Linked DNA regions of Mus musculus: all the other regions are linked to region 1. The links are chromatin loops, found by intact Hi-C in ENCODE. Cell type or tissue: heart. All regions are shown on one strand. Each heading gives the region's core, and the rest is flanking DNA. Links, peaks and the distances in the headings are about the cores only.

Evidence for each region. Peaks named below come from ENCODE experiments on the same cell type or tissue, not always from the same donor. Only the 100,000 strongest peaks of a DNase experiment are listed, where the experiment ranks them.
Region 2: a loop joins it to region 1, with 6 times the contacts of the local background. A loop is called at or near these places in 40 of 42 quality-filtered maps.
Region 3: a loop joins it to region 1, with 4 times the contacts of the local background. A loop is called at or near these places in 10 of 42 quality-filtered maps.

What each region holds. Positions count from the first base shown.
Region 1 is chr13:43,735,795-43,744,233 of GRCm38, reverse strand. No RefSeq gene overlaps it. Among named protein-coding and RNA genes, the nearest start is that of Gm20751, 23 kb to the right of the region's middle. In heart, for the core only: CTCF peaks have their summits at 1,354 (motif pointing left) and 4,391 (motif pointing right); a DNase peak (open chromatin) is centred at 4,393; H3K27ac peaks cover 601 bases.
Region 2 is chr13:43,591,702-43,600,140 of GRCm38, reverse strand. No RefSeq gene overlaps it. Among named protein-coding and RNA genes, the nearest start is that of Rnf182, 20 kb to the left of the region's middle. In heart, for the core only: no CTCF peak of the experiment used is centred there; no DNase peak of the experiment used is centred there; H3K4me3 peaks cover 345 bases; H3K27me3 peaks cover 317 bases.
Region 3 is chr13:43,560,791-43,569,229 of GRCm38, reverse strand. No RefSeq gene overlaps it. Among named protein-coding and RNA genes, the nearest start is that of Mcur1, 4.8 kb to the right of the region's middle. In heart, for the core only: no CTCF peak of the experiment used is centred there; DNase peaks (open chromatin) are centred at 1,639, 3,669 and 7,959; H3K4me3 peaks cover 495 bases; H3K27ac peaks cover 595 bases.

The DNA.
Region 1 (8,439 bases), core at 179-8,178:
CCCGAATGTCTATGGGGCTATCGTGGCAAGCAGGGTGTACGTGTGAACATGGCTGACTGGTTCTAGAAGTCATATCATAAACTTAATTTCTGTTCCCCCTCTGCATTGGTGGCCGCTAAGCAAGGGGTGGACTTGAAACCTGGGGGTGCAGGTTTGTTGGGGAAATAACCTGTAGACACTGATCTTGTTGAGGGTGTAACCTGGAGATGCTGGTCTTGTTGGGAATTAGCTTAGAGACTGGAGCTAGGCTCGTGTTTTGTTGGGGGGGGGGGGCAACTTGGAAACTAACACTAGTCTGTTAGTTTACCTGAGTTCAAACTTAAGTCAGATTCTCCAAAATGGAATCTGAACTTAAAAGATTTGGCATCTCAGGCATAACCAACCGATGTCTTATTTGACCTAAGACCCACTTCACTAGAAGGAACCCACACACTACACTGTCTGGGTAACAAAGAACTAGAGATTAAGTCAGTGCCTTACCCAGTCTTCTCCAAAGAGGCTTCCTCTGAGGGCAGACAGAAACAGATGCAGAGACCCACAGCCAGACATTATGTGGAGACAGAATCTTAATGGGAGGTATCCATCAAATCCCTTCTGTCAGAGCTCAGGGGATCCTGCAGAGAAGAAGGCAGAGAGAGTGGAGGGCACCAGGAGAACCAACTAAGCAAGGCATATACGAGCTCACAGAGGTTGAAGCATCGAGCACACGGCCTAAATGCATCTATATACCAGGTCCTCTGTGTATATATTTTAGCTATTCGCTTAATATTTTTATGTGTGAATGAGTGGGTCTCTGACTCTTGCGCCTGCTCCTGGGACTCTTTCCTTCCTGTTGGGTCACTGTGCCCAACTTCAATATAATAGTTTTGCTTCGCATTATTATATTTTATTTTGTCATTTTTTGTTATCTTAGAAGCCCGTTCTTTCCTAATGAGAAAAAGAAAGGGAGTGGATCTGGAGGGGAGGGGAGGTGGGGGAGGAACTGAAAAGAGTTGAGGGAGGGGAAAACTATAATCAGAATATATGAGAAAAGAAACTTTTGACTAAAAAAAAAAAAGATGTGGCGCACGCCTTTAATCCCAGCACTTGGGAGGCAGAGCAGGTGAATTTCTGAGTTCGAGGCCAGCCTGGTCTACAAAGTGAGTTCCAGGACAGCCAGGGCTACACAGAGAAACCCTGTCTCGAAAAAAAAAATGTAAATGAAAATTTTAAAGTATTTAAAAGAAATTCTAAACGAGGGTCTGCAGAGATGGCCCAGCAGTTAAGAGCACTTGCTCTTATAGAGGACTGGAGTCTAGGTCCCAGCACCTCATAACTGCCTTTAACTCCAGTCCCAAGGAATCCAGCGCCCTCTTCTGACCTCTGTAGGTACTGCATGTATGTGCAGTACTCCCATTCCTGCACAGAAAACAAAAGAAACAGGTTTTCCCCTCTCCCATCCCTATCTGCTACCTACAGCAAGTCTTGCCCTAAAGCCCCTCCTCATTACAACTAGGCTTGGTTTTAGAGGCTATAAGAAAGTGGGACAGTTTCTGAGCTGGCTTGAAGCAGGAGGAGACTGCCTTCTTCCTGCCTGCTCTTACCTCAGAGCCCATAAGCACGACAACCTGCTGCATTAAAGCTCCAGACATCAGTCCCCAGAGGACACCATGCCTGTTTGTATGAATGGTCTTCCATGAGCCCAGATTCTTACAAGTTGAATACTTGCCAGTAACATTATTGATTTAGAGGCAGGAAAAACACCTAAATGGAGCAAGCTGGGACATTTTATTTTATGATTAAAATGTATAATTAAAACACCTCCTGGATGCTGTGATTACACACGAGCCCAAAGGATCAGGATTAAAATATTCCCTCCAAAATTGCCCGCCTTTCCTTAAGAAGGAAAAAATTCCTTGGTTTCCTTAAAGGGGTGGAGGGATGTTTTGAATCCTCTTCTCTTAGCTTAGACATTGGAAATGTTCAAGAGTATTTGTTCCCACTTACTAAGGCATTTCTAATAAGATTTGACAACCTTCCAACTATATCCCCTCCCCTCCTTTTTGGTATTCAATCTGCTTATGGAGGGATTCATTTGTCTGTGAAGGGGAAATCCATTGCTTCTCGTCAATGCAGATCATGGGCTTTTGGTTATGTGCAGGAAACAAAGAAAGCATGAGAACCATGCGGGATTGGCAGCTTCAGGCCGAGGAGCCAGCTTGCCTAAGTAATGCTGGTGTCTACCCTTTCACTAAGGCTACAGGGTAAGAAAAGGACCTGAGTTCAGAACAGGTCCTCAGCTGACACGTGACCTTCCAGTTCAAACTCCAGAGGATGCTGGAGAAAGACAAACCTGAGAGCATGGGCAGCTTTCAGGACTCTTACTTGTATAGCCAGGGTTGCTTCTCTGGGCATGTTCTAGGAGATGATTTAGTTCAGTGACTATACACTACTGAATTTTCTTAGAGTCACTGCTACAGGGATTCATTAAGCCAAGGTCCATGGACAGGGCATCCAGAAACTAGAACTAGTTGTTCAGTGCGCTGTTATTGTCATTGGCTGAAATGTGTCTCATCACTAGCCTGCCCGCTACTCAAGATTCCTCTGTTGAAAAGCTAACCCTAGTGTTTTTGAGAGATGATTAGATAAGATTTAGATAAGACCTCCCCCCAAGAGGGTGCAGCCCCTGTAAGGATGAAGAAACTCCTGACCTGCCCTCTGTTTGAAGAGTAAGGATGGGGTCAGATACGAGGCAGCCTTCTGAAGGCAGGAAGAGGGCTCTCAGCAGGAAATGAATCTGCTGGCACTTGACATCAGACTTCAGCACTTAGAACCATGGGAAATTATTGCTAAATATTGCACCTCTGCGTCTGTGGATTTTGTTTTTCAGGCAGAACTAAATACACATACAATTATATACACACACACACATATATGTGTGTGTGTGTATTTGTGTGTATGTATATATATAATATATATATATAAACTTACTAACTTTATTTGCATGTCCTTTATACTTCTATGTCCTTTTACACATTTGAAAGGATTGCTCTAGGAACAAATTTACAGATTTCCCCCATAGGATCTACAACAAAGACAACAGGGAGGGTCTTTATTTCCCTGTGTTTGGGTCACATGTCTACATCATGAGAATAGTTTCTGCCCATCCCCCAGGGTGAGGAACACTGTTAATGAGGCTGCAGTTGGTCTGCTTCTTTGGATAGCTCTTCCCATGTAGATCAGCATCCCTGCCGGTCCCTCTCACAGACCCTTCCCTCTGGTTCAGCTGCTATCTGACAAGCATGTGCTGTCTGGAGAAAAGAATGTGTTTGAAGGAGAGGATAGCCAGTCCTGTTTCTGGGAACTTAGCTCCAAATCCTTCAGATTCAACCCTAGTGCGGTCACTTAAACTTAGAGAGACTGAGAAAGGGGGGGGATCCTCATTAGGTTTCAGGACAGTCTGACCTACAGAGTGAATTCTAGGCCAGCCAGGGTTACATGAAAACGTGTGTGTATGTGTGTGTGTTATTTGCATATATTTGCATATAGCTGTTTTGTTTGCATATGCATGAATATATATGTGTGTGTATATATATATACACACACACACAAAAACTAGGTCTTAACAGCAGTAACCTTTGCTTGAACTATCACAATAATTGACCCTTTGCAGGACCCTCCTCCAGGTTGACATCTGGTAAAAGGGAAAGTTAATGTTGATTCTTAACAAACCTCTGGGCCTATTTGTGAGGGAAACTCTTTATTCGGTTAGCTGAGGTGGGAAGGCCCATTGTAAGTATGGGCTGTGCCACTCCGTGAACCAGGGTCCCGGGATAAAAAGGAGAGAGTGAGCAGAGCATCGGCATCTGTCACTGTCCGACTCCTGATGGCAGATGCAGCGTGACCAGCTGCTTCACTTTCTGGCTGTCATGGCTTTTCCCGCCATGATGGACTCTGAGCCAAAATAAAAAGCCCCTCTTCCTCAAGTTGCTCTTGTCAGGGAAGGAAGAAACGAGCCCCCGCATTCCAACCATGCCAGCAGTGCTCACTAATGATTTGAACTTGAAACAGCTGTCAACGCCTTGGTCTTCGGTTCCCTCATCCGGCACGTGGTTAGTTACCATTACAAAGGCTCATTTCCAAAATGTTGACGTCTGGCCTGCACTGTCCTTCACCTTCTCAACTTTTAAGAGTGACCAAATTTGAGCTTTGTCGTTGTAATACTACTGGATGACAACCCACTTTCATAAATGGGAACCTTGGCTTCTAGAAGAGAAAACCTACAAGTTCGAAAGTCACCATTTAATACCGATCTAAGCCGCACAGACCAACAGGGCTCGCTTTTGAACAGGCTTGCTCAGTATGTTTGGCTTGCTTTGTTTGGCTCGATCTGCAGGCTCTGTTTCACTACACCACCGCTAGGTGGCAGGAAAGCGCCACACAGCTCTAGATTTGCCACAGAACCCTAAGAACAGCTGCTTTGTACTGGGTCCTGAGACTGGGGGAGGGGCTCACAATTTTAGCCAGTGATCAACTGTGCTGGAGAAAGAAAGATAGATTTGGGGGTACATTGTAGAGAGGGGACATTGTAGGGAGTTGTATGTTGGGGGACCTGTGTAATTTCTCTTTTCATGCTCTCTCTTTCTCTCTGTCTCTCTCTCTGTCTCTCTGTGTGTCTGTGTGACTCTGTCTCTGTCTCTGTCTCTCTGTCTCTCTGTCTCTCTCTCTCTCTCTCTTTCCAGAATATTTGTAGCACAGATAAAAGTGAATAAGAACATAACTCAAAGCATCCTGAAAGAAAGACCAATAGAAGAAGGTGAGATCAGCTCTTCTTAGCTCCATTACCTTAAGGAATCAACTAATAGCAAAATAAAATGGGTTTTTTATTTTTATTTTTAAAGTATGAGCCAGCTCTGTTTGGGGGAAGCCATTTTTCTTCCCCTAGAACAAGAGGCCTCATGAAGTGTACATAGGGTGTGCTGTGTGGTGGCATAGTCACAGTGACCTTTCTTTTAGGAAAGTTGTTGATGAGTGGAAGTGAGACGTGCTCTAAGTCGGCAGAGTTGTTCCTCACGGAAGTTCTGCTCAGTGCTCTCAACCCGAGTCTGCGACTGCATGCTGGTCTTCTATCCCTGACTCTGGAGACAATCAACTGCACGGAAATTCAAATTTGAATATCAAAAGAAAATGACAGAATCTTCAAATGAGAAAAAAAGAAATATACACTGTACAAAGCCCCTCGCTTTTGTCTGGCATCCTTAGACACAGTGGGGAACGATTGCGTTTCTGTGTGTTTGGGGACGGCAGGATGAAGACCCTGTGTCTGGGGCTCTTTTCTTTAGCAGCTCATCAGAGAGCTAAGGAGTGACAGAAACGCTGCCCTCTGGGAACATCAGGCAGTTGCTGCAATCCCTGTAGATGCTTAGAAGCAAGCGTTTATGGAGCTGCTAAGCAGAGTTTCTTTAATCCCCAATTTCCCTTTTCCGGAACCAGTTGTTGTTGTTGTTGTTGTTGTTGTTGTTGTTGATCCCAGTTCTAGGAGATCTGATGCCCTCTCTTGACCTCCATTGGCTCTGCACTTACTTGGTGCACGTACAAGGGCATTCACACACACACACAGACTCTAAATACATACATACATACATACATACATACATACAAAATTTTTTAAAGAAAAAATTCCAGTGGAAAGCTGGAATGCCATTATCCCGTGACTGCCGTGCAGTTTGTGGGCTGAGACTTGTGCTTATTTTTTGCGACCTGGATAACAGAAGGACGAAGTGTCCTCTGTGCATTTTGTATTCCTCGCTGGTTCTAACTGCGCTATGACACGCTTGTTATTTAGATTTGCTGAAAGTCTACAGAAGTCTTTGAGATGAGATAATTTTATGCAGGAGAGAGCACCAAACTAAATGTAAAACTCTAAGCCTCTTCCAGGTCCTGCAACCTTGTCATGTTACTCTATGGACTACCCTGTCTCCGCCCATGTGTGGAGGGGGATGCTGGTGGTCAGAAGAGCGGGGAGGCAGAGGTGAGTCTGAGGACTGCCTAAGCTACACAGGGACACTGTCTGTCAACAGAATAAATGAGCCACTTTACCACCCTAAATCTCAAGTGTCCTGATGGCAAGAAATAATACAGAAATACATGTCTTCCCTGATTTCATCTGGGAAATCTACACAATCAAATATCTACAGGATAACAGTGTAGCTTTCTGTCTCAGTGTAACAGCTTACAGTGTTTGGCTTTGTACTATGTGACCAACATGATCCATCTGGAGAACAACCCTATAGGGCAAAGGCAGTGCATTCCCATAATGCAGTGCGTTCCCATATTGCAGTGCGAATAGCTTAGCATTTCCTAACTCTTCAAATTCTGGCTTCTTTTTTTTTAACAATTCCTTCCTCCACCTAGCTTTATGTTCTTGCATTCATTAGATGTGGCATGGTGGATAGTTTTGGTTTGGGGTTTTTTATTTTTGTTTTTGTTTTGTTTTGTTTTGTTTTGTTTGTCTTGTTTTTGTCAAGATGACACAAGCTAGAGTTATCTGGGAAGAGAAACTTCAATGAGGAGAAATGCCTCCATCAGATTGGCTTGTGTGCAAGCCTGTGGACCATTTTCTTGATTCATGATTATATGGGAGGGCCCAGCACACTAAGGGCAGTGCCAAGCCTGGAGGGGTGCTCCTGGGGTGTAGAAGAGAGCAGGATGAGCAAGCCTTGAGGAACAATTCAAAATGCAGCATCCCTCCACAGCCTCACCATCAGTATCTGCCACCAGGTTCCTGCCTTGAGCTCTTGCTCTGACCTCCTTCATGGTGGACTGTGCTATGGAGCTCTAAGCCAAAATAAACCTCTTCCTCCCCATGTTGCTTTTGGTCATGATGTCCTATCAAATCGATAAAAATTAAGTTGCCCGGCTTAATATACTACAGAGTCCAGTCCCCTCCGTTCGCTTTGTTTAATCCCCTAAAGTGAGAGAGAAATGCACTGGAAGTGTATATGGCAAGCACTATATATGCTCTAGACTCAGGAAACAAGGCAAACAATAATCTCTGGCAAGATAAATGCCAATGGTTTTGGCAGGGAAACGAAATTTCACAGACTAGAACACTGAAGCATGCCGGCTTTAACAGGTCTGTGCTGTGATAATAAAGCAGCAATGTTGGGATAATCAACAAAAGAATGACTTGTCACAGTTCTGGAGGCTTGCAAGTCAGCGTTAAGGTGTATGGCAGTCATTGAGGGCCTTTCTGCTACCTTCTCACAGGGGTAGGGGTGAGACAGGTAAGCAGGACAAAGCGGAAGAGGAGGAGGGAACTAGCTCTAGGTTATTCCTTAAGCCCGCCCTCCTCCAGGGTCTTGCTATCCAACCCACCATCCCACTTCAGCCTTGCAAATATGGGACTGCAGGCATAGGCTTCCACCCCTCTGCCCCCTCCTCCCGCACTTTCCATATGAACATTAATCTATTATCAAGGCAAGTCTACAGAGTAATTGCCTCCCAATGGCCCCACCCCTTAATACCATCATATTGGTGACGAGGTTCAATATAGGAATTTTTGGAGGCCATATTCAGACCAGAGCAATGCCCAATATCACTTATAAACTATTTAAAGATCAAATTCATATCAATATCACCAGCTTGAGCCTTAAATATTTTTGCTGCATTCTTACATCACAAGACTGTACTTTGAGGAATCGTTTCTGTAGTCCATTAAGTCAACCAACACACCATGGTTCCCCAAATTATAAAAATAAAGGAAAATTCATCAGATATTCATCTTGACCTTAAAACAATAAAAATATCTCCAAATCAAATATGAAACTAACCTATGGTGTCCAGACAAATGTAAAGCGAACCAATACATGCATATTGTTAGCAGAGAATACTTCATCACGTGCCCTTTCACGTGCTTGCCTTAGCAGAACATCCTCTCTCCTATGTCTGCTTCATCAAGATGTTCCTTCACGAGTCTGTCTTAGCCTTTCACACCTTTGTCCATTTTAACAAAACATTGCTTCACATGTTTGCCCCAAGAAAAAACACTGTCCAACTGGCTTTCCAAAGAGCCCTTAAATTTCTACTTCAGTAGTACTATGGTTTTAATGTGCCCACTCACCCCCCACAAAGTTAAAATTTGAATCCCCAATGCAACAGTGTTGGGTGAGGGCTGCTGGGAGATGTCTCGATCACAAGACCCCTTGCTTTATGAATGCACAAGCACCTGCTGTAAAAAGGCTTCAGAGTTGGGAAGACAGTTCAGTTGGTGAAGTGCTTGCTGTGCACACATGAGGACCTGAGTTCAGATCTTCAGAACTTTCTAAGGAAGGAAGCTGAGCCCACTTGTAACCCAGAGATGGATGTGGAGACAGAAGGTTCCCTGGAGCTTTCTGGCCAGCCAGTCTAACCAACCAGTGACTCTAGGTTGTATGAGAGACAGTTCTTGTCGCTACAAAA
Region 2 (8,439 bases), core at 105-8,104, 140 kb after region 1:
ATGTGTGTGTGTGTGTATGTGTGTGTGTGTGTGTGTGTGTGTGTGTGTGTGTGTGTGTGTGTGTGTGTAGGTGAATGTGTTTGCTTATACATGTAGAGGAGGCCAGTAATCAGGGGTTTTCTTCAATTGCTTCCTAACTTTTTTGAGATAGGGTCTTTCACCAGACCCAGAGCTCACTGATTAGATAGACTGGCTATCCAGCAAGCTCTGGGGATCTGCCTGTCTCTGACTCCCCAGTGATGCGATCACAGGTAAGCCTCACAGCACCCAAATTTTTATATAGGTGCTAGAGACTTGAACTCAGCTCCTCATGCCTGCAAGTAACTGCTGAGCCATTTCTGCGGCCCCTGAAGAAAAAAAACAAAAAACAAAAAAACTCCTCTGTCTTAAGGGAAGGTCTTCCCGTCCGTTTAGTTCCCTTGGCACCGCCTGCTAATACAAAATGAAGAATGAAATGGGCAATAATTCACAGATATGCTTGCATATCCTCTCATGTCTCCTCTAAAAACTCCCAAATCCCCAACCAATTTTGTAGTTTGCTACATAGTTTCCCTGTTTTGAATGCGTACCCACCCACCACCAATGGTACAATGGTGCATTTTGACCTAACTCATCCTCCCAGGTTCAGAAATAATAAAAATAAATTATAAGGAAAATAAAACCTCTTGTATGTGTGCAGATGGCTCAGAGTCTTCCCAGATAACCCTCTACCATCCAGGCAGGGTGATATAATGGAGAGTGATGTACTCCAGGGTGGTAGTCTTGACTCTAAGTCAGCTCTACCTTAACTGTGCCTTATTTCCCCAGACACAAAGTCAGGGAGGACTTCACTAGGTGGCTACATGGAACAACCTCCGCTCTTCCAGGCAGGACAGACTGTGATTAACGAACAGGTCAGATTCTGGAACCTTCCTAGTTCTACCCAAGAGATTCTAATGAAGCCTTTTCCAAACTAAGTAACCTTGAGCGAAACCCTTCATCGCTCCCCCGTCCCCCATGTTTTGGCTCCCCCACCTATAAAGCAGAGAAGATTAAATTGTCTACCTGGTGTGAGTGTTGTAAAGATGGGAAGAGCCGGCATATGCTCCATATGTGTTTAGAGTAGTCCCTGGCAAAACAAAAACCTGCATAAGGTAAGGAGCCACAACAGACTACGAAGTCTCTCCGAAGCGAGGCTTTGACGCTGTAATTTACATACCGTTGGATTCATCCACTCTATAAATGTCTAGTTCAATGGTTTTATGGTATTCATAGAGCTAGGAAGCCATCATCATAATGCACTTGAGAATGTGACTTTTATCACGTCAAGAAGAAGCTCTGTATCCTTAAGCTAACATCCTCTCCTGCTTCCCATGCCTACACTAGCCTAGGACAAACAGTAATAGACTTTCTTTCTCTACAGATGTGCCCACTCTGGGTACTTCATACAAGCACAATCATACTGTTATAACTGTATTTTCCCCATTAATGTGTCTCCAAAGATCATCTATACTGTTGCATGAGTTAGTACTTCCTACTTTTTACTGATGGATAATACTTTTTTTTCCTTTGTGTAAATAGCAGTATGTGCTCACTCGTGTGTTCCAGGGCACATGCCCACACTCCTACAGCTGCTCTGCTCTACCACTCTCTGCCCTGTTCCCTTCAAACAGGGTCTCTCGCTGAGCCTGTAGCTAGGCTAACAGCCAGCAAGCCCCAGAGACCCTCCCGCATCCACGCCACACGATGTTGAGGTTAGAGGCGCATCAGCTGCCACATCCAGTTTTTTACATGAGTTCTGGGGATTTGAACTAAGATCTTCCTACGTCCATAGTAAGTGCTCTTACCTCTGTCGTTGAACTGATGGACACTCACATTGTTTTCACATTCAAGCCATTATAAACAGCGTTCCCATAACGATTCATGCACACAATTGTGTGTGGTCGTATATCTTCATTCCCCTTGGGTGTAAAGGTAGGAGTGAAATTTCAGGATCCTGTGATAACTCTGGCCACCAGCCTGTTTTTCAAAGTAGCTAGACTAGTCTTCATCCCCATAGCAGTGTATGAGGGTCCCAATATTTCTACTTATCCAGCATGTGCTGTTATCTGACAACAAACACTAGCTGTCCCTGTAGGTATGATTTACATTCCTCTAACGTGTGTGTCACTGCAGGTAAGTCACAGGCTCTTATAAACTATCTACTGCTGATACTTTAGGAAACCATAGACCACCAGAGACATTTGAAAAGAGTTCAGCACCAAGGTTGTCACAAGAGTTTGAGGATCCAGTTCACTACCACTCTGTCTTTGCAACGTGAACACCGAAGCCATGTATCCAAAGTTATGCCAGCCGAGGCAGATGGCAAGAGTAAGACATTACACCCTTAATTCAAACAGGCTTCTCTTTATATGTCCAGCTTCTCCCATTTCTGTGAAAACCCAGAAACACACTTATTCCAGTGTCTTCCAGGGATATGATCTTAATCAGTTTTCCATCCCTTTGGCAAATACCAGAACAAACAGTTTAAGGAAGTAAGCTGTTTATTCTGGCTTAGCATCTCAGAAGGTTCAGTCTGTCCTGACAGGGAGGTTGTGGCAGAGCAAAGCCATTCACGTGGAGGACAAGAGATGGAACATCTGTGCTGACCAGCTTTCTCCTCCTCCCTCATACTCTACCCAGGTCCCCGGGATATGGGATGCTGTTTCCCAGGCTCAGGTCAGGACCCCCACCTCTCAGAGAATCCTCTCTGCAAACAGCCACCCACACATACACAGTTCTTCAGTCAACCAAGTTGACCATCAAGACAATCATAGACCAAATATCTATGATCAATTATCAAAAAAAGATCATTATTTTAATTTTGACTTTTGCCATTTCCGACACCTAAATAACAGCCTTTTGTGTGTTTAGAGCCTCCTACTGTAAAGTCACCATGGACATATACTCTCTGTATCTTTTGTAATATATATAATGCAGTAATCCAAATAAAAAATCCTACAGTAACTGCCCCAGCAAGAGAGAAGAGACATACTTGTGCTATCAGACGATCAGATCAATGGGTCCTTAAGAACTAAAATATCAGTGCTGGAGAGATGGCTCAGAGGTTAAGAGCACTGACTGCTCTTCCAGAGGCCCTGAGTTCAATTCCCAGCAATCACATGGTGGCTCACAACCATCTGTAATGAGATTTGATGCCCTCTTCTGGTGTGTCTGAAGACAGCTACGGTGTACTCATATACATTAAATAAATAAATAATTTTTAAAAATTTTTTCAAAAGAACTAAAATGTGAGGCTGGAGAGATGGTTCAGCAGTTAACAACACTTGCTGCTCTTCTAAAAGACGTGGGTTTGATTCCCAGCATCCACACACCAGTTCACAACCCTCTGTAGACTCTAATCCCAAGGGAATCCAACACTCTCTTCCAACATTTATGAGCAGTGGACATCCACATGGTGCACAAACATGCAGGCAAATGCCCATACACGTTTAATTAACTATTTATTTATTTTTAAAAGAACTAAAATATCCCCCAAAATCCCATGCTGGAGGAAGGAAAAGGTCGAAATCCTGGCACTAACCGGAGAAGGAACTTCCCTTCCAGGAAGAGCTCACCCAACTCTGACAACAACCAAGAAGCACACAGGAGCAGATACCAGTGCTGATACCAACCTGTATATACCAGTGTGTATATACCAGTGTGTATATACCAGTGTATATCCTAGCACAGACACAGCAATGGGTCAATGATGGGCAGCATCACATCTCTACCATGACTGCTCAGTTGTGCAAACCTTTTTCTGTCTGTCTAACCCTAAACCTCATATTCGTGCCCCAAACCATCTTGAAGGGTCTCTGCATCTCTTTATATGTTCATCTCCTCGGTACGACCCCAGTGAGTAAATCTTTCTTCCTCTGCCTTTTGCTACTCCTTGCTTCTTTAACTGGCATAATGCGAACAAGTGACTGGCTGAGCCCAGTTTACTGGGGTTGCCAGATGCTAGGTTTTGATCTTTAAAATTCTGGTAACTTTACCACAACCTTTAAAAAGAGAGGTACCAAGTAATTTGGATGTGTGACCTACAGGTGACTGGCCAGAAGGCTGGTGGCTCAGCAGAATGGTCATTTGCTGCCATCTATGGGTAGAACATTCGAAGTGACCTGGGGAGACATTTGATTACTCACAATGGCTCCAGCCTGTGATGAAATTCTAAAACCAAACAAGCTTGGGTTTGGTCACTATTATCTCAACTTGCAAGAAAGGGAAAAAGGGTTCTTTGGGCCACCTAGGAATGCTGTTACAAATAGCATCCGTCTCTCCAGAATAGTAATTCAGACTGTAGCATTCAATTTAAAAAATAAGTAGATTTGAACTTGTTTAGCATCAACATTCTTTAACTGAGAGTGGGCTTTAAAAAACCACGGAGATTAATTGAGGTTAAAAGACGGTTTAATAACAGAATCTGTCATTGTCTTGACTAAAATGAGGATCATCCAAATCTATTACGGCAGGAAAACGGCCGTCTGTCACAGTTGCCATGGAATTAGGAGCTGCAGAGTGATTTAATAGCACTCTCTCCACAGCTAGAAACTTCCACACACAGAGGCAGGAGAATGGCTGTTAATGAGAAAGGCTCAATTGTATCCTGAAATATTTATGCCAGCTCTGCAAACAAGTATAAAACATTTCCCAGATCTGCCTCCAAACACACTTTTGAAAAGGATACAATTCATTCCCTGATTCATCAGTGTGTGCCTGTGTGTGTCTCTGTGTGTATACTTATCTGCTCTGCCAGTTTTATGTGAATTTAAAAGTCTGACTAGGTGCATGCCTGTAATCTTAACATGTGAAAGACTGAGTTCAGAAAAATACAGTGTGTTCAAGGGCAATCAGGGCCATGTAGTTGCCTCAATGGATAAATGAATGAGTAGATGGATGGAGGAACAGACAGACAGACAAACAGAGAGACGGATGGATGGATGGATGGATGGATGGATGGATGGATGGATGGATGGATGAAGTGATGGGTGAAAAATTAAAATTTAAAAAGAACCGTTCACAATGGGTGTGGTTGCTTGCCTTGCCTTTAATCCCAGCACTCAGGAGGCAGAGGCGGGCAGATCTCACTTCCAGGCCAGCCTGGTCTACAGAGTGAGTTATAGACCTGCCAGGAATACAGAGTGAGACCCTGTCTAAAAATCAAAGGGAAGAGAAAGACGAGTCCTGAATAGGTTGAGTACAAAAGAAAAAAAAAATGAATAAGGCAAGTTCATTTGGCCGGAGAGACACAGTTTACACATAACTCTTAAGGCATCTGCTGTGTGTCTGGTTAGCAGGCTGGTTCTGAACTAGATATAAAATCTGAGAAATTAGAAATAAAACTTAAATTTTTAATTTTATTTATTCTTTGAAATTTTCATACATATATACAATGTATCTTTTTATACTCACCCCTCATTATTCCCAATTCCCCTATATAATACATATAGATTAATATACATTATATATGTTATTATATAATACATTATATATTATATATTAATATAAAATACTGTAGTTTGTGCTATAATATTTATATATTATAATTATTAATCTATTAGCAACATATTAATATATTAATCTAATTAGTGCTGCTCATATGCACATGGGCATGGCGTCTCCCACTGGGGCACAGGGAACATACCAGTGGCCACGCTCCTAAAGAAAAGCACCTCTCCTCCTCAAGCAGCCATCAAACACTGATCTGTCAGGATCTTCTTCAATGCATTCCTTGAGCCTGGGATGGGTAGTGATGCACAGGTACTATTTACAGCTAAGCACTTTAAACCACTATCCGCAGCAATAAGAGCTTCTCTGACCTGTGTAAGTCTAAGGCTAGAAACATACATGTTTGCAAGGCAACTTGACAATATAATCATTTAGAAAACTAACATCGGGCTGGTGAGATGGCTCAGCGGTTAAGAGCACTGACTGCTCTTCCGAAGGTCCTGAGTTCAAATCCCAGCAACCACATGGTGGCTCACAACCATCCATAATGAGATCTGACACCCTCTTCTGGTGTGTCTAAAGACAGCTATAGTATAGTATACTTACATATAATAATAAATAAATCTTTGGGCCAGAGCGAGCAGAGCCAGAGTAAGCAGGGGCCGAGTGAGCAGAGGTCCTGAGTTCAAGTCCTGAGTTCAAGTCCCAGCAACCACATGATGGCTCACAACCATCTGTACAGCTACAGTGTACTCATATACACAAAATAAATAAATAGATCTTTTAAAAAATAAAAAAAAGAAAGAAAGAAAATGAACAACAATAGGTTCTCCCGTAGATCGTATGATTTTCCTGTCATGGTTTTCTTTCTGTTTTGTTTTGTTTTGTTGTTGTTTTGGTTTTGGTTTTGGTTTTATCTGTGTGTTTTTTTTGTTTTTTTTTTTTTTTGGTATACCCCCAAGAATTGTCTCCTATGAAGCAGACCTCAAATCCTATCAAGAAAGCCACTGGTTACCCCCATAACCAGCCTTGCATTATTGCAGAAATGGTCTCTTCTTGCCTGGTGGGTCGTTATTGAAGTGTGCTGAGTCCAACACCAGATAAGACTATTGATGTGCCCTGCATCCCAAAGTTTGCATAAAGCTTTCCATCAGTGTGAAGGCTAGCCAACAGGGAGTACTTCCTGGTAGGTCCAGAATGTGATTTTTCTGTGTCCTGTAACCAAAGTCGAAAGATGTATCTATATAACAAATATCTATAGCAATTTACTCGATACGATTTATTTTGTGTCTACTATATGATAATATCTGTTCTGGATGCTTGCTCCCTGTTAACAGGTCAGAGGGAAGGAGAGAGGGAGGGAGGGAGGGAGGGAGGGAGGGAGGGAGGGAGGGAGGGAGGGAGGGAGGGAGGATGGAAGACAGGGAGCAAGAGGGCTTCAGTGTCTGTTGACATTGTTGCTAACTTGAGCAATGAAGCCCAGAGGCAGGAGAAATAGTATCCCTTCAAATGGATGGACTCTAGTGAGGATCCTTCGATTTGGTTAACACATTCGTTATGATGTCAGCCCCACATTACCAAGAAGCCAGTGCGCAGCGGGGAGGCTTTGCTGAGCTGTGACTTGGTGACTCAGGTAGATTGGTTGGTTACTTTCAGCTGAAGAGCAAAACAGTTTCACTTTTGACAGAAAAAATGAATTAATTAAAAAAGAGATTCTATTTATTCTATTTTATTTACACCCAGGTCCCCTAGCAACTTACATTCCTGACATACAGAGCTCAACAACTAGCTCTCGAATGAACACAGTATCCTGTACTCAAGGCTCAATCTGGCACATTTCAGAGGTAGAATGGCCGCCCCCAACCTTGCCGCCAAGGTCACGTAAGAAATTCCGTGAATTTCCAAGATCCCAAAGTTAGTCGTTAAGTCAGATCGCACTGCACTGCTCACTTCTCAGATGTGGAGTCTCTGACCCTAGCAGACACACGCAAAGGGTGTGCGAGCCATGGGAACTCACGGCCCTACTTTCCCACAGAGCTTTCCCCTGTCCACCTTCTGCCTGCCGCCGCCGCCGTCTGAAGGGCTCCGCGATAATCACTGAATTACATAACCGGCCAAGTGAGATTGTTTTCCATCTGTTAAGGCCCATCAGAGCCCCATGCAATGAATTTCAATTTAAGAAGCTTTGTATCCCATCTGGAGTAAGAGGGTTCTTTAACATGCATCCCCACTTTAACCCGGTTCTGATGGAAATGGTTTGTTTCTAATGTAAGTTTTTGAATGGGGTTTAAATAATGCAGGTTTCAGCACTCCGAGGTGACAGAATTGTGTAGCCAACATTTCCTCGTCATGTTTCACAGCAGTAATTGCTTGTTGAACATAAACCACCTATACAAGCGTCTCGCGGCAACGTTGTTTGAGACAGGGGGACAAAAACCTTGGCGCTAACCCAAATGCCCATCAAAGGAGAGGAGATAACGAAATCGTATTACGATCTTCAGATGCAGCTATCAGATCAAATACAGCAGTTCTACCAGGACCAGGGTGGCAAGGTGTCACAGACAAGACAGTCAACGCAGAAAAGCAAGGTACATGATGTTGTGCATGCTTTTAAGACGGCAGCAACTGCAGTGTCGTACCAGCCCACACCCACACTCAACACCAGCCGGTCCACGCTGAAAGCCTTGGAAGCGGATACAGCAAAGTACAAGCAGTAGTTATTCTGGGAAAAGAAATTTTGCTTTTAAATGTATGCATCTCTGTGGTGTAGCATGTTTACGACGATTACATGCTACTTCTGTGATAAAAAAAAAAAAACTGGGTTGCACTTCTTTCTTACTTCTATGGTGCATGTGTTTTCTGTATATGGTGTGTGCACATGCGTATACATGCTTGCAAACCTGTGCGTATGCATACAAAGCCCGGAGCAAAACATAGAGTATCTTCCTTTATTTCTCCTGCCTTCTTGCC
Region 3 (8,439 bases), core at 67-8,066, 170 kb after region 1:
TTTATTAGTTTTCTGTAATTGTATAACACTCACCAAGAAACCTGACAACTTAAAGCAATTTACATTTTTTTCTCTAACTTCATGAGTGAGTTGGGATCAGGGAGCATTTGGCCTGGACACTCTGCTCAGGGTCTCTCATGTCTCAGGTATTAGCCAGGGCTACAGACAACTGAAGGTTCCACTAAGACCAGACCAGCTGCATCCAATATGGCGCTGAGAGCAGACTGCCCGGAGTCCTCCCTCTGTGGTCTATCTTCAGAACTCATGACAGGAGAAAGCTGTGGTGGGAACACGGGGAGGTAGACTCTGAAGACTGTCTCTCAGGTTACCTTTCACGCTAGCTTCTCTCAACGACCACCCCTCATCTCAGTTTTTAAAAAGTACTTTTAAAAATTTCATCTGTGCTCCTGAGAGTGTTGTATACATGTGTATACAGTAAAATATGACCATATACGTCCCCAAAGGAATACTTATAAAAGTAACAAATATACAACATTTTTTTTTTAAATTGATTTGGAGAGTTTATGTGACTTCATGGTTGCTTTATTGAGACTTAATACACTCACTCAAAAAAAAAAAAAAGCATTGTTGCTTGGGACTATGGTGGTTCTGTGGTGCTCCCCTGAACGAAGCCTGTCCACACCATTCCAAAGCCTGCAGACATCCGGGCCTCACACAAGCTAAACGAACGTTCTAGTCATTGAGCTGTGCTAACCATTCAGGCTGCACTTTTGACTTGTGCCCCCAGGATGCCTTCTACACACAAGGTGTGCAAATGCGCTGCAAGAGTCTCGGACGCAACGCAGAGGTGCCAACCCCAAACGTACCAGCTCTCCTCAGAGCTGACCTTACCCTGCCTCACTCTGTGTTTTGCTTTGCTTTTACAGATGTGGTCTTGTGTATCCCCCTCACACTGTGAGCCAATACAAACCATTCTAGTCCCTTCTAGTGAGGGATTCAGCCACAGCAATTGGAAAACTAAGACCAAACTTCAACAGATATCACATAATACAGTGTGGCAAGCATGTGTTCCTCCATCTTTGAACACAGAGGTTACATAAACATTATTCAGCTGTGAGTTTTCAGTTGCTTAACGGTCACTCAGTAAGTAGGTTTTGGTTTGTTTGGGTTGGGTTTGGTTTGGTTGTGGTAGGGTTTCCCAATGTTCTGGCTGTCCTGGAACCCACTGTGTCTGTCAGGCTGCCCTTGAATTCATAGAAAGGCAAATCCTCTGCCTCTGGAGTGTGGGGATTAAAGGCTTGAGTCACTATCCCTGGCTCAGCGTTAGCGAAGAAGTTGGTATATGCCTGAAACCCTAACACTTGAGAAGCTGAGACAGGAGGATTGCAAGTTTGAGATCAGCCTGACTTGCATTGTTAGACTTTGTCTCAGAAACAAAAAAAATAAATAAAAGACAAACTTCCCTTTCCCACTCAAGCTGTGCCCTGATTCAGAGCTGCGGTTTGCCTGGGTTCCCAGAATAAGAAAGGAGGCCACCGCCTGAAAGGCTGGCCTCGCCTGCACCCTGAATTAGGCCAAGTCTTTGACACAGAGCGTGAGGTTCATCAGTATCCATTTCATTTCCTTTCCCTCCAAGTCTTTTCTTCGGAGGCAGAAAGCAAATTGCCTCGCTTTCAGCTTTCTCTGCAGCCAACGGTGACCACGTGACATAGTTCCAGCTGGTGAGATTTGTGCAGCAGGCCTCCAGGAGCCCTCCTTCCCGGGAAGAAAAGTTAAATCCTTAGCTGGAAAAAAAAGTTTCTGGCCATTTTTGACCTTCCGTTTTCTCCCAATCTGGAAGGTGGTTGTGAGACTTGGGGATACAGCCTCCGTCCTGTGCCCATGAATCCTGCAGCCTGAGAACGGAAAGCATGAGAGATGCGTCGTTGTTGCTCTTGCAGACGACCGAAGTTCTGTTCCCAGCACCCATGTCAGGTGGCTCGCAGCCATCTGTAGCTCTAGCTCTAAGGTGATCCAATACATCCGGCCTCTTCATGCCCTGCCTCTCCGCACCCCGCCCCTCCTCCCCCCCCCCCCGCACCCCCCCTCCGTGTGAGCTCTCATGTGCACGCGCGCACACAGATACACATTTTAAAATGATTTTGTTAAAAGAAAAGTGAACGCTAAACAAAACAGATGCGAAGAACAGAAGTTGGAGTCTTTTCAGGACATTGTGGAGCACCGATTCAGGCCTGAACCGTCAATCTCTAATCGTGCTTTGAAAGAGTAAATAAATCCCTACTTATTTAAGCTATCATAGCTCAAGTTATACTGTTATGTGCAACTAAAATGTCTCAAGGAACATTCTAGGAGCTGGGGAGATGGCTGTGAGTGAAACTCTTGCCTTGCAGACGTGAAGCCAGTGTAAATTGCTGCCTGCAGCGGTGTGTAACCCTTTCAGTGAGCACCCTCGCTTACTTATCGGGCCAGGGTCATCCGAGTGAAACCAGGCTCAGATTGGAGGAGCCCCAGCAAGACTGAGGCTGTGACAATTTTATTGAGAGCCATCAGACTTTCTTTCTTTCTTTTTTTTTTTCAGTAACAGAATAAAATGGCAATTGCCAGGATCAACAGTAGCTGTGGTTGCCGGGATACAACAGTTTACAAGCCGTACAAAGGTACAGGACACGAATGGCTAAGACCAACTGTCCTGTCAAGCTTCCGTGCTTCCTTGACTTCCAAGAGAACATACAAAACACACAAAGCTGCCTGAATGTTTCACTGTCTGAGAAAGGGCATCATTGCTCAGGAACCGAAAGACATGTTGTACCCCAAGGAGCCAGGGACTGTAACCTGAAAAACCTATGACGCATGCCTCTCAGCGCAGCTAGGCCAGGCCAACCCCATGGTTCCCTGGACCTATCAACACTGAGATGTGAGGCAGACGCAGGTTGGTCCCTGGAGAACATTGCCCAAAGAGCCTAGCCCACTTGGCAAAGTTTCAAGTCAATGAGAGACCTTGCCTCACACAAAGGACGACTCGCTTCACATTCAGGCACACACATACACATCACCAACATATATGCGCACCCACACACAAACACATATATGCACAAAGACATTTCTGAAGGGTATAATACCCTGTAGAGTTATACGTTTCTTCTTACCTGAGGCTCTTTGAATTCTTATACAGTATAAATCATCAAGCGAGCCTCTATTCACTGAGCGTGTACTGCAGGAGTGATGGACGGCTCATGATCTCAATCTCTTTAAAATAAAACTTGTATCACTCTTGGCAGACTCGGTGTGGGGTCTTTATGGGTGCCCATGCTCTCAAATAACACGGGACAGGCCATTTAATCTTAACTTTTGGAAGTTAGACATTCCCATACCCCAATCTGTTACCAGAGAAGCATAATGAGGCTCCGTGAGCCTATCCAGAAACAAAACTGGGCAAACCTGGATGAAATGGTGTTCCCTGTCTTCAACGAGTTTATCTTTTTCCTCTTGTGGAAACGTGAGCAAGCACACCCTTTTGGAAACATCAAAAGGGAACGATATGTCTTTTAAGTTCGAAATAGTTTAAGCACGGGAACACGGAGAATGTTTAAACACAATGAATTCTTGAGAAATTTTGGAATTACCAGCTGGTGCTGCGGGAAGGAACATGAAGGGAGCTCACAACCAACAGGGGACTTGGCGTCCTGGAGAGTGAGAGAACGCTCCCCCTGGTGGACAGATTTAGGGTTGCAGGGAGAGTGAGGGATGACTAAGACCTTCTTTTGTTTGTGCTATAATTATCCTCGCAAAATTCAAAAGCATCTGGTGGTGTTTTATACCTTATGTAAGTGATGTTTTGGAGAAATCTCATAAATCCACACTGAGTGGCCAGCGGCAAAATGAACACAGGTCTCCAGGATGAAAGCTGCAGTTTCCAGAGGCTTGTGGGATAGCTCAGTTTTTCCAAAATGCTGTCAGTCTTCTAACTCCGAAAGCTCCACATAGAAGAAATTAACCAGCCTCCCTTGGAAAATATTTAGGGTAAAAATTACATGTATACTGTATGCTTTAACTTCCTTTGTCAACTACACTGGCTTTAGAATCACCTAGGACTGTGGTTCTCAACTTTCTTAATACTGTGACCCTTTAATAGAGTTCCTCACGTTATGGTGACCAACCAGAAAATTATTTTCTCTTACCCCTTCCTAACTATAATTTTGCTGCTGCTAATATGCAAGTTATCTGATATGCCACCCCTGAGAAAGGATCGTTCAACCCCTCCAAAGGGGTCCTGACCTACAGATTGAAAACTGCTGACAAACCTTTGGGTGTGTCTGTAAGGGCGTGTCAAGGGTAGATTAATTGTGCTGGAGAGATGGCTCAAAGGTTGAGAGCTATTGCAGAAGACTCAAGTTTGGTTCAGTGGCGCACAACTATCTGTGACTCCAGTTCCAGAGGATGAACGGTCATCAGGCATATGGCTGGTGCACAGACATATATGAAGGCAGAACATCCATACACACTAAATAATAATAATGATGATGAAGAAGAAGATGATGATGATGATTAAAAAAAAAACATATAACAAATGTTCATGGTGCATTACCCGCTTCCTAGCATGTCTGTGATAAAAGGAAGGAAGGAAGACACCAAGCAAGGAAAGGCCAATCAATAGACCACTAGACAAAGCAATAGATCCTTGCCTAACAAAGTATTGATTCCTGGAAGGCCAAGTGTCTATTTTCTCTCTTATCTTTATATCTAATTTGTTGGTCTTGCAGATACAAAGAAAATTAGAGCATTGTTTACAGGTGTGACACATGACATCTTGGCAACATTTCAGTGTTTAGCAAGACATGGCATAGATAGATCATGATCCCAATTTTTTATCTAATTGACTAGAGAGACCACACCACAGACACTCCACACTGAAGCTACAGTATTTCAGTGTAAAAAATTTACCAAGATTGCATGATTTTGGGTTTTGGGGCTTTTTTTGGGGGTGGGGCACGTTGAGGCAGGGTTTCTCTGTGTAGCCCTGGCTGTCCTAGAACTCATGCTGTAGACCAGGCTGGCCTTGAACTCAGAAGTCCACCTGCCTCTGCCTCCAGAGGGCTAGGATCAAAGGCATGACCACTGCCCAAAGGTTGCATGAAATTTTTAAAATATTAAATAGAAATACCAGCTTGGAATAATTTTGATAATTGCAGTTATTTGGTCCTTTAATAAAATGTTTCATAGTTTTAATGGAAATTTATGTAAGTTATTAAAACTATAAATTTAAGTATTTTTATACTTAATATTTTTGATGTAAGTCATTCAAATTGTGTTCAATTTTTTATTCCATAATTTTAAGGAGTTTAAGTAGTTTTCCCTAGTTTAAGAAAATAAATTATGTAAAAAAAAATTTCACACTATAACATAGTGATTTGCTGAAATAAGAGAAAAAATGAATTTATGGAATAGATATAAACACAAAGACTATTTTTATTAACATACTATTAAAATATATATTTTGGAAAACATTATTACCCACACCCACATCCCATCCCTGCAGAGGACCAAATGTGTTCTGTTTCTTATTATCCTATTCATTGTCTTTAACATTGTGATACAGGTTAGTCACGGAATCCAGGGGCTTGTGTGGGTACTTTGTCAGCACGCAACACTGTCTGTCCAGGAAGAGGAGAGAATGCCTTGCCCTTGGTTAATTTGAACCCAGCTACATTGTATTCACACACATTTCTTGAAGTGTTTCTTAAGTCATGGTTCATTCTTCTTTAATTTTTTGTGGTCCATTTAAATTTTATATTTGTCTATTTTTAATTTAATTAATATTCGTTTATTTATTAACTTTTTGAGAGATTTGTTTTAAGTTCATGCCCACCATCTCTTCTAATTGGTGTGTTGAAAGTGGAGGTTGACAAATTATAGCTCTCTGGTAAAATCCAAAACACTGGCCTGTTTCTGAAATAGAAAATATCTTACATGGATTGCATGTGGCCCAGAAAGCCAAAATATTTGGTATATGGATTTTTTTTAAAGTTTGTCAACTTCTCACTGTGAACATTTATATATTTAATGTAATTATTGGCATGTTTGGATGTAGGCCTGCCATTTTTTTTTTCCTCTGTGGGTTTTTTGTTGTTGTTGTCCCTTTCAGTCTCCCTTTTTGGTGATTTGAACATTTTTTTAATATTACATTTTGTATATTTTGACTGTATCTTATAACAGGGTGCTGTAGGGACTACAGTAGACATATTTAGCTCCTCAAAATCTACTTAGAGTTGATGTTCCCCAAACGTGAAAACGTCAGCGTCACATGGGGCTCTCCCCTTTAGGTAGTTGCTCTGAAAACTCCAGCAGGCAGTGTTACACTTCCAAAAAGGGGCAGAAATCCTCAACCTGCCAAGGATGAGAAGTCCTGGAAATCCCACACATTGCTGGTGGGAGTATAAAAGGATGGCATCCGTTTGAAAAAACAATTCATCGCTATCTACAAGTTTCAATTACAATCATCATGTGGTTTAGCAGTTTGAGTCTTAGATATTTTCCATAAGACAGGTTAAGACATATGTCCACACAGTGATTTACTCAGGGTAGAAATAGACCACGTGTCGGCCACTAGGAGAATGGATAACTGCGTGGTCACTGTTAGTCTTACAGTGAGGTAGTATTTAATAATGAACATAGCCCTTGATGCAGCAGAGATGACTTTCACGGAAGGCATCAGACCCTCGTCAGGGTTTTATGCAGGATTCCACTTGTATGAAGTCCAAGACCCAAAGGAAACCAGTCCGTGGGATTGAAATCCAAGCCGGGTACCTCTTGTTGGGTTGGTGATTTCGGAAACTGAAAAGGAGCACAAAGGAATATTCCAGAGAAAGGAAAATGGCCCAGCATTCTTTGGGTGGTATATGCTATTGTTACCTACAATTATTAAGCATATAAAATGTGTGGGCTTTAATGTTTGCAAATTATATGTCAACTTTAAAGACTCATGTTTATGCCACTGTCCTGTGACCATGCCTCTAACAGGGTGCATTTTATCTGTTCACTTTTCCAGTCACAAATAATGGCACATAATTTACACACTCCAGCACACATGCACACGGGAGTACACACACAGACTCTATCTTTTGTATTCTACACTGGCCTTGAACTTGCTATGCAGTCAAGAATGCACGTGAACTCCTGATCCTTCTGCCTCCACTCCAGCAAGCTGGGACTGCTCCACCACATCTAGTCTTTCCTTTGTGCATGTATTAGACCAACCTATAGGAAATTACCAAATGTTCAACACTTTTGACCTATAAAAATAAAAACTCCTTATGGTCTAAACGAATAGGTTTCTAGTGTTTCTGGATTATTTCCTTCGATTACATTTTCCGAGCTGGGTGTTGAGCAACATTCATCAACAGGAAAGGCTGTAGGTGAATATTTTGTGTTACCTGCCACTTTACAAACTGATATTTTAACCTTTTAAGTGTCGGACTTGTACCTAATTTTTAAATTATTTGCATGTTGTAGTCACCTGCACCTGTCTTCCGCATCTGTTTACACACTCCTCTGCCCAGAGCTCTGCTCTTTTATTATGGGTCCCAGCACTTTCCACATCAGTTTGTCTACATTTTTTAGCCCTTAGCTAAAAAAAGAGGAGGAGGAGGAGGAGGAGGAGGAGGAGGAGGAGGAGGAGGAGGAACGCTAAGTACTGGTCACTTCAGGAACACAACTGTTAGGTCTTAAACCCAGGACAAAGGGCTAACTAAGGTGCTTGTTTAACACCTCAAAGCGGGCCTGGCCCCTGGTTCTCTTAGCATCTGTCAGTGCTTACTACTTAACCCGATCCTTGCCCTAGTCTGCCCTCTACCCTAACGTCTCCAGTCCAGGGACTGGGCTGCCCTTCTCTTAGATGCCCTTCTTCATATAATCCAACCATTTTAGTGACCTAACCCCTTTTCTCTACCCTTTAAACTCCTGGCTCGCCTCTCTCTCCTCCTACTTCTCCCACGTGACCAGGCTCAAGGTCATGTTCAACCCTCTGGACTTTCCCAGATGTCTCTTGCCTCTGGCTATGCTTTCCCTTTTCTGGCGACTCTCTCCACCAACATACTGAGGGGCAGTCTTGTCCTTTCATTTTCTCCTCTGTCCTCCTCCCTCTCTCTCTCTTTCTCCTCCCCTCTCCTCCCCTCCCCTCCCCTCCCCTCCCCTTCCTTCCCCTCCCTCTCTCTGTCCCAGCATAGTCCCTTGTACTTGTTATTCATCCATCCAACAAACTTTCTCAAAATAACACAAAGGACCGGTAACTGCAAAGTGCAGCAGTCTTTCAAAAAGTTCGGAACTAAAACACTGCCTGTCTCAAATATCTTATTATGCCATAGTCTAGTTTAACATTCATATCCCTACTACGTTTTACGTTTCCACACTAGGACCTTTTAATGTGCTCTAACCCAAAACAAAAACTGTAGTCCCAAGTGGTGGTCCATGCCTTTAATCGCG